Regions from separate parts of the Mus musculus genome. Here region 1 is linked to region 2. A link is a contact called in ENCODE Hi-C or POLR2A ChIA-PET data. All regions are on one chromosome and are shown on one strand. Each heading gives the region's core, a stretch centred on a gene start or an enhancer-like site at or near the end of the contact. The rest is flanking DNA. Distances are from core to core; before and after follow the strand shown.

Region 1 (4,528 bases), core at 379-2,878, 120 kb before region 2:
GATAAGATCAGTCCAGATTGGTCCTCTGTAATCTACTTGCCTTCCAGGAAAGGGGCCTTCAAGTTGGCTCCCAGGCAAGAAGAAAACAGACAAAAGCCCGAAGTCCTGTAGGGCAGAGTTAAAATGAGGGCTGGCCTGAGTGAGGAAGGCGGTACCCACCTCTTCCAGCAAATACAACATCACTTTGACATCATCTTCGGTGATCTTCTTCGTGGGTGGTGGATTAGGACACAACGCTGCAGGAGGAAAGGCCCAAGTGGGTCAGGGAAAGGAGCCGAGGCTGCCCATAGACCACTACACCCCTCACAACAAAGATTGTGAGACTGCACTCCATCTGGCCCTAACACCCTCTCCACAGCTCCGGATCTCCCCACTCCTGCTTTCTCAGGAGGGGCCTGGATGCTGTAAAGGCAAAACCATCCTCTGGGCTCAGGAACTGGACTCTCAAGACCCCTGGGTCTCTGGGCCCCTCGAGATAAGAAGTCAGGGAAAATACTGGGCTCATCATGCCCACCCCCAATCGGCATCTTAGCCATCACTGGAGTCTCCTCGATCATAAAAACAAATGCAGTCACCCATCCTAAACCTGTTGCTTGTCACAGGAGGGCCAAGTAGACTTCTTCAGCACCCAGAAGCGGGCACCTGAGCCTAAAATTGCCCCCGCCCAGAAGAGGAGGGACAGAAGCCCAGTGCCCCGCCCACTCCTCCCTCTTCATTCCAGCTTCGGAAAAGTACGACCCAGACCCCCTGAGGACAAGTAGTGGTCAAAGGCTCCCCTACACACACACCTCTACCCACCCACGCAGGCTGGTTCCTGCGGGCTAGCGCAGGCTCAAAGCGCACCCGCAGCCCCCGCCCCTCTGCTGGCACTGCGGTAGACGGGGAGGGGGCACTGAGAGTGCGCAGATCTGCCACAGCAACAGGCGCGAAGAGGCGGGCGGAGAGCGCGAGAGAGCTCTGGACCTGACGCACCCACAATAATCGGGAAACCGGAAAAGGGGGGGGGGGAGATGGGGAAAGAGAAACCAAACCGGCACCGCAGACTGTGGTCTCGCGGGGGTGGTGGAAAGGTGGAACTAAGAGCCACAAGGGGGCGGGGCGCCTGAGTCGGTGCACCCCCTCCTACCTGGAGATGCCCAAATAGTGCCCAATGCGGGATCCCCGAGACTCAGTTTACCTTCCTGCAGCTCTCGAATAAACGCCGCACGCTCAGGGCCGGACACGCCGGGCCTCCGGCCGATGTACGCGGCTGGTGTCTTCCAGATTCCCTCGGCCTTTCCAGTGCCCAGGCCAGTGGCCCGGGGACCGTAAGGCCCCTGGAATACGTAGCGGGTCCATGGTGCGTCCGAATCACCAATGATCATGGACCGACAAAAGCTTCCTGTCTTGGTTCGGGATCCTGATTTTTGTCCGGACCCGGTTCCCTGCGCTGGAGCAGGTTTGGGCTCCGCCGAGGGCTCCGGAGCGGGACCAACTGCAGGCTGGGTCGTGGGGGTGCCTGCTGCTGGGTCCCCCGACCCTGTCCCGTCTCCCGCACCGCTCTGCACCTGCTCTTTCGGGCGCATCTTGACTCCGCAGTCCGCTGCCGCAGCCGGGGCTTTATAACCTGTGCTCGGAGCGGGCTCCACTGGGCTGTACCACGCGTGGCGCTAGGGGTGACCGTTGATCAGTTAGTGGTGCCGAGGACTCAGGATCCTGCAAGAAAGCAGCCAGTGGTGACGAGATAGGAAGTAAATAAAAGAAGAAGAAAGAAAGAGATGAACTAGTGCCTAGCTTATTCCGTGGGGTCGAGTCCACGGTGATGGATTTCTCTTCCCTTCCATCTTCTGAGAATGGTTCTGTCCAAAGCCGCCGCTTCCCTGGACTTGAGTAGAGGGACCCGTAGCTTCTGCCTAGAAACAACCCCCCCTTCAGCCCCCCGCGCGCGCTCCCGCCACCCCAGCTTCCAGGGGCTTTCTGTGTTGCCCTACCCAACATTGTGTACAGACCGAGGTGACCTGAGAATCGAGGCAGTACGCCTGTGCCTTCCCAGGTAGACTAAGCGAGAAATCCAAACTCCGGTATGGCTTTCAACGTGTTGCGTGTCATCCACAGGTCCCTCTCACTCTCGCGCTCGCCCCTGGACGTCTTCCATCTTAGTGCGTTCACTCGTTCTTTATTTCCAACCCTAATTCTCAAGCCCTACAGTCCAAGCAAGCACCTGTTCTGTTCTTCAAACATTCCAAAAAGAACATCTTCGGAGGGGATCCTGCTTAAATGTTTCGCTGTGACGACTCTTCAAGATCCCCGTGTACACACACACACACACACACACACACACACACACACACACACCAAAACATCCGTTATCCCAGGGTCTGAACTGATCGATGTCGGTCTCCACGACTTTACCCGTGCTCTTCAGCTCATGGACGGACGTATGCTCCCCAGAAAAATGGCTACTTTGGAAGCTGGCTCTCAGTCCTGAATGAACTGGTTTAAGGGGTGGGAGCTAGGGAGGGCAGTAGCCATTTCTGTGCTTTTAGACTGGGAGACAGGCTAAAGGGAGATGGATGACTCATGGACTCAAGTCTCAAAATCGTTCTTGATGTTCTCCATTCTCCACCATCCTCCAGTGGACAAGGCTATTGACTTTACGTTTTTTAAAATATTTATTTATTTATTTTTTATATCTGGTGTATGAAGGTGTCCATGTCAACATCAGTTGTTGTCCGTCCCTTGCCACCTTATTTTTTGAGACAAGGTTCCTCACTGAATCTGGAGTTCAGCACTTTGACTAGACTGTCTGGCCAGCGATTCCCCAAGACATCCACTTAACTCCACCCTACCCCTCAGCCCCGGGGTTTACAGACAGGTGCCACCATACCAGACCTTCATGTGGATGCTAGGGATCCAAACACAAGCCTTTATGTTTACACGCAGACCGAGACAGTTTACACATGCGCACACACATGTATGTATGTATGTATGTATGTATACACACACACAGACATACAGTTTTATTTGTGCATATGAGTGTTTTGCTTGCTTGTATATCTGGGCACCACTACCATGCCTGTTTTCCACAGAGGCCAGAAGAGGGCATCGGATCCCCTGGACCTGGAATTACAGATGGCTGTGAACTGGGAGCAGAACCCTGAAAGAGCAGCCTATGTTCTCACCCACTGAGCCATCTCTCCAATCCCCAACACGCCCCAATTTTGTTTTGCTTTTGAAAGAGGGTCTCACTCTGTAGTCCAGGCTAGCTTAAAATTCACTATGTTGCCTAGGCTGGCCTCAATTCTCTTGCTTCAGACTTTCTTGAGCTGGAATTACAAGTCACACCCAGCTTGAATTTGCCTTTTAAATACCCCTCAAACATAGCTAGTTCCAGGCAGCCAAGGTTACAGAGCAAGACCAGACCTCTAAAAGAAAACCTTAAGTTCTTTTTTTTCTTTTTCTTTTTCTTTCTCTTTTTCTTTTTCTTTTTTCTTTTTTTCTTTTTTTAGTTTTTTGAGACAGGGTTTCTCTGTATAGCCCTGGCTGTCCTGGAACTCATTTTGTAGACCAGGCTGGCCTCAAGCTCAGAAATCTGCCTGCCTCTGCCTTCCAAGTGCTGGGATCAAAGGCGTGCACCACCACCGCCCAGCATTAAGTGCTTTTCAAATGTTCGCATTCTGTACCAATGGTCTATTTTGCAAGCAGAGTGTTCCTCCCTTCTTCTCAGATTGTTGTGCTAGCCAGCCTCTCCCTATACCCCAACACACGTCCCACACACCTGTCTTACACCATCCTGGGTCCAGGTACATTCTAGCTTCTGGCCAGAGGTGTACATGTACTGTACATCCACATTGCTGTACAGGTCCAAACATGCACACACACACACACACACACACACACACACACACACACACACACACACACACCCATACATGCACACACACAAATACACACATTAGAATAGGTACTCAATATGTGTGTTGGATGAATACACACCAGGCATGCATGCGATGCACAGCCCTTCATCCACACATTTATCTAAGCTAAAGAACTCTGGCACCACTTCTTCCCAGCATCCTTGTCTGAGCTATAGACAGGGCTGATTCTCAAGGTCTTTGCCTAGCAAAGCATCTCCTAACGCATTCAAGGTCAGGTTTCCACACAGTCCAGACCAATAAAGACAACCCAGAAAGAATCAATGTGCCCTTCCATCAGTACCCACCCTGTCAAGAGGCACTGCCATTCCACTATGACTTTCTACCACAGGTGGTAATGTACGTCTGCAATCCCAGCCCCTGGGAGTGAGGTGGAAGGATCATGAGTTCAAGGCCAGCCTGGGCTCCGTGGCAGATTTGAAGCCAACCTGGATTATGTAGAACATTTGAGGCCAGCTCGGGCTACATGAGAAGGTGCCTTAAAGCCCTTCCCCTGAAAACATTTCCCTTTATTTCTGTTCATTTATTCATTCATTCAACAAACACATCGAGTACCTATTCTAATGTGTGTGCTTGTGCATTTGTGTGTGTGCATGTTTGTACATGAACAGCAA
Region 2 (4,677 bases), core at 25-2,524:
TAGCGCTCCAGAGGTATGTGTTAAAGGATTTGTAACAGTACCAGCATCTCCACCTGCCTCCGAACCAACCTCTGTGGCGTCCTTTCTGGCTCCCCACAATCCATTTTCCACAATCCACTTTTCACTTTTGAAATATTTAAATATTTCGTATTTAAATATTAAAATCAGATAATCTCTCTACCCAGTTTCCCATCCATCACACTCAATAAAATCCAAACATTCCTCACACACACCCTCTGGTCTTTAAACCCAGCATATCCGGAATCGCTGGATTTTCTTTTTAACGTCCTTTCTTCTCTAAGCCAGCCTGGACCCTGACTGAGGCCTTTGGGAAGCCTGTAATGTGCACCCATTCCCTTTTGTACGGCCAATTTCTCTTGCCACTGCGAAGCTGGTTTAAATGACATTTCCTCCGATCCGTAGCTAGCCCTTCACCGTTTTTTAAATGTCATCATCACAGGAGTCGAACACGACCCACCGTTTTTCATCGCCTTTGTCCCTACCACCTGAAATCTGCGCTCAGGGGTGCAATGCGCACAAGCTAGACTCTCAGGGGGCATCCTCAGTGCCAGGCGCGGTGGCTGTCCCGTCGCGGGCATAATGAGGGAGCTGGCACCACAGACACTGCCCCCCACCCCCCAACCCAGCCCTCGCTCGCCCACGGTCGTCTCACCTGTCGGCCAGCTCCAGCACCTCGTGCACGCTGCCGGTGCTCACTCGGATGCGGCCGGTGTACATGTACTCGATAACGGCTTCCACCGTGTCAGGTTCGGGTCCGGGCTCTGAGCTCCACTTGCGCATCTCCACCCGGCCCGAGCGCGATTCCGAAAACTGACCCGAGAGTAAGGGCGTGAAGTACTCGGTGGCAGCGGCCAGCACCGAGCGGTGGGCACGGAACTCGCGACCTCCGGCCCCGCCGAAGCACAGGGTGATGTCGCAGAACAGGCCTTGACGCCGCTGCTCGTTCTGCCGCCAGGACAACTCGGAGCAGTGAGTGCTGCACTCGAAGTCCTCGGCCTCTGGGCCCGGATCGCTCCCGCCCGTGTCGACGAGGGTAGAGATGCCGGCCCCGGTCACGAAGTCTACCGTGCCACTGCCTCGGACCTCAGCGGCCAGGCTCGCGGAACCGGCGACGGCAGTCTCCATGCTCTCCATCTCCAGCACTTGAAAAGATGCAGCCGCGGCCGCAGCGGCAGCTGCCGCCGCCACAGCCGCCGCCATCTTGACGCCGCCGTACCGGCCCCCTCAGCTTCCGAACGGTGCGGCAAGTCTGATGCGACACAGAGGCATTCTGGGATTAAATAGTGCGCGCGGGGCGGAGCCGCGCCTGCGCACTTCTGCCGTGCTTACGCCCTCTAGCGAGGCAAGCGCAGTTCTCGGAGCCAGAAAAAAACTCAGGTCTACCTTTTCTCGCCCCTCCATTATGGTGGCCCCCTGTGCTTGTTTTGTTGAATTTTCTTCTACTTTATGTTGCTTTGGAGTGTATCCTCGCCATCACACGCACACACATTTTTTGTTTGTTTGTTTGTTTTTTAACTTTGTAGACCATGATAGCCTGGAACTCACAGAGATCCACCTTACCCCTGCCTCTGCTGGCCTGTGCCAATCCCAGCACTTGGGAGGCAGAGGCAGGCTGATCTCCCTGAGTTCGAGGACCTAGTCTCAGAAAGGACAGCCAGGAATACACAGAGAAACCCCGTCTTAAAACACAAAACGATTGACTTTGGAGAGAAAGTAATTTTTAAATTTTATTCTTATCAAAGTGTCTGTGCACAGGTCCTACAGAGGACAGGTAGGTGTTAGATTCCCAGTAGCTGGAGTTAAAGGCGGTTAAAACCCCCCTGATAAGGGTGTTGGGAGCCAACAATCAAACTGATTCTCTGAGAGAGTACTCCTAACTGCTAAACTATCTTTCCAATCCAGGAGGGGGGCAGTATAAAGAAAAATAACTTCGTTAAAGTTATTTATTTTTGCAGGTGTCTCTCATGTAGCCCAAGGTGGCCACACACTTGCTGTGTAGTTAAGGATGACTTTGAACTCCTGATTCTTCTCCTGGATTTTGGGATTACTAAAATGTTCCTGAGCACACCCAATTTTGTTTTGTTTTGTTTGTTTGTTTTTTGTTTTGTTTTTTGAGACAGGGTTTCTCTGTGTAGCTATGGCTGTCCTGGAACTCACTTTGTAGACCAGGCTGGCCTCGAACTCAGAAATCCACCTGCCTCTGCCTCCCAAGTGCTGGGATTAAAGGCATGCGCCACCATTGCCCGGCGAGCACACCCAATTTAACATGAGCTATGTAAGAAACCAGGGCAAGCCTGGCGTGGTGGCGCACTTCTTTAATCCCAGCACTCGGGAGGCAGAGGCAGGCAGATTTCTGAGTTCGAGGCCAGCCTGGTCTACAGAGTGAGTTCCAGGACAGCCAGGGCTACACAGAGAAACCCTGTCTCGAAAAACAAAAACAAAAAAAAAGAAACCAGGGCAGTTTAGTCACCCCAGCACCAATAAGTAAATAGCCCTAAAAATTACATTTATTTATTTTTATGGTAGGGTATTCGTGTGGAGTACAAAGCACAATTTAATGAACATCACTACGTTAGAGGATAGAACTCGAACTTGAGTCATTAATTAGACTTGGTTGGTGTTAGGTGCAATTAGCCATATTTTTTGCCCATAAAACAGAATATTTGTTTGTTTGTCTGTTTGTTTATAGGCAGGGTTTCAGCTAGGTAGGGGTGACTGTCCTGGAACTCACTCTGTAGACCAGTCTGGCCTTGAACTCACAGAGTTCACCTGCCTCTGCCTCCCAAGTTCCACCGGGCTGAGAAAATTATTTTCAAAAGGTAGTAAAGCATAAGACTTTGAGTCTTAGGCTGGTAAAAGTAGCACACACCTGTAACTCCAGCCGTTGGGACGCTAAGGCAGAATCATTTGTGGGAAGACAACCTGAGCTGTCTCAAAAGAAGACCGAGTCTCAGCTAGGTGGGTGAAGGTGAGGAATTACTTATGTCTGATTTCCTAAAAATGGATGTTGCCGACCTTGGAAGAACACAGAATGAAATGGAGGATCTTTGAATTTCAGAACAGGCTAGTCTAGTGAGTTTTGGGACAGCCAGGGCTACATGGAGAAACCCTGTCTCAAAAAAAAAACAAGTTGGGCATGGTGGCCCACGCCTTTAATCCCAGCACTCAGGAGGTAGAGGCAGGCGGATTTCTGAGTTCGAGGCCAGCCTGGTCTACAAAGTGAGTTCCAGGACAGCCAGGGCTACACAGAGAAACCCTGTCTCGAAAAACCAAAAAACCAAAAAACAAACAAACAAATAAAAGCCTTTAACTCTTTTTACATTCTTTAGTATAGGTGTGTAGTATTGTCATTGCATGTGCCTTGCACACCTAATGTTAGAGAACTTTTCCTTCCACATCATATTTACATGGTCAGGCTTAGCAGCAAATGTCTTCACCTGGCAAGCCTTCAACTTGATTTTTTAAATGTCACTGATAGAGGATGGATTGTACCAGGACAAAAGAGGAAATAAAGGCACCAATTAAGTAGAGCAGATATGGATCAGAGGAGAGTTCAAGGGTAAATGAACAGAACTTGGAACCCAGTAGAGCAGAAGAGCAACTCTCCAGCTTTTGGCTTGAGTAATAGCTAGAGCTATGGGGTACCATTCATTAAGGGGAAAGTGTTGTGTTAGAAGCACGGCTCCAAACAGACTACACCAGGTCAAACAGTTCCATGTGAGGTTTACTGTAGAAGGGCAGAGGTGGCAGCGAAAGAGAAATTAAAGGGGTCTTCCTTTTATTTGGATAGTGACATAATAGCTGCCAAGTGGATTCTGGGGATATGGTGGTGGCTGCCTTGGCAACAGGTGCGCAGGTCTGTGGGTTCGGAGCCGATCCTGATACCAACAAAAAGTGCAGTATAGAAGTGTATTTTCATAAGCTGGTGTTTTAATAGCTTTTTCTTTTGGAGGATTTTTGTTTGTTTGTTTGTTTTCGAGACAGGGTTTCTCTGTGTAGTCCTGGAACTCACTCTGTAGACCAGGCTGGCCTCGAACTCAGAAATTCACTTGCCTCTGCCTCCCAAGTGCTGGGATTAAAGGAGTGCGCCACCACGCCTGGCGGAGGATTTTTTAAAAAAGTACTTTTGGGGGCTGGTGAGATGGCTCAGCGGTTAAGAGCACTGACTGCTCTTCCAAAGGTCCTGAGTTCAAATCCCAGCCACCACATGGTGGCTCACAATCATCCGTAATGAGATCTGATGCCCTCTTTTGAGGGTGTTTGAAGACAGCTACAGTGTACGTACATATAATAAATAAATAATCTTTTAAAAAATTACTTTTAACTATGTGCAGGGTATGTGCACACGAGGCCACCGGTGTAGGATCCCCCGCAGTTGGAGTTACAGATGGTTGTAGACAACCCACTGTGGTTCTGGGAACTAAGCTCAGCACCCCAGGATGAGCAGCAAATGCTCTGACCCCCCAAGCCCCTTCTCCAGATCAGTCTTTTCTGTGTTTGAAGTCAGGCTCTCTATATCCTAAAGCCTAGAAGGTACCACATACACTAGGCTGGCCTTGAACTCTGATCTGCCTATCCCTGCCTTCCAAGTGCTGGAATTAAAGGTGCCACCAAGCCTAACCTTTAGGGCTTTTATATCCTTTGAGGGGTTGGGGG

Evidence for each region. Hi-C counts contacts between places; a loop is a spot of excess contacts on that map. ChIA-PET counts read pairs that join two places held with the same protein, here RNA polymerase II (POLR2A).
Region 1: a loop to region 2 is called in a map of left cerebral cortex, with 3 times the contacts of the local background. The contact joins the promoter of Hap1 here to the promoter of Klhl11 in region 2. A Hi-C loop is called at or near these places in 20 of 37 maps with a recorded cell type or tissue (CH12.LX, Patski, T-helper 17 cell and 6 more). POLR2A ChIA-PET finds 5 or more read pairs at or near these places in 1 of 5 experiments (Patski).

The regions. Positions count from the first base shown.
Region 1 is chr11:100,354,513-100,359,040 of GRCm38, forward strand. It overlaps Hap1 (huntingtin-associated protein 1), which reads right to left and starts at 1,629. Exons shown (of 13, transcript NM_177981.2): 1 at 1,178-1,629; 2 at 160-236. The coding sequence starts at 1,565.
Region 2 is chr11:100,471,508-100,476,184 of GRCm38, forward strand. Klhl11 (kelch-like 11) reads right to left here and starts at 1,275. Exons shown (of 2, transcript NM_172565.2): 1 at 674-1,275. The coding sequence starts at 1,221.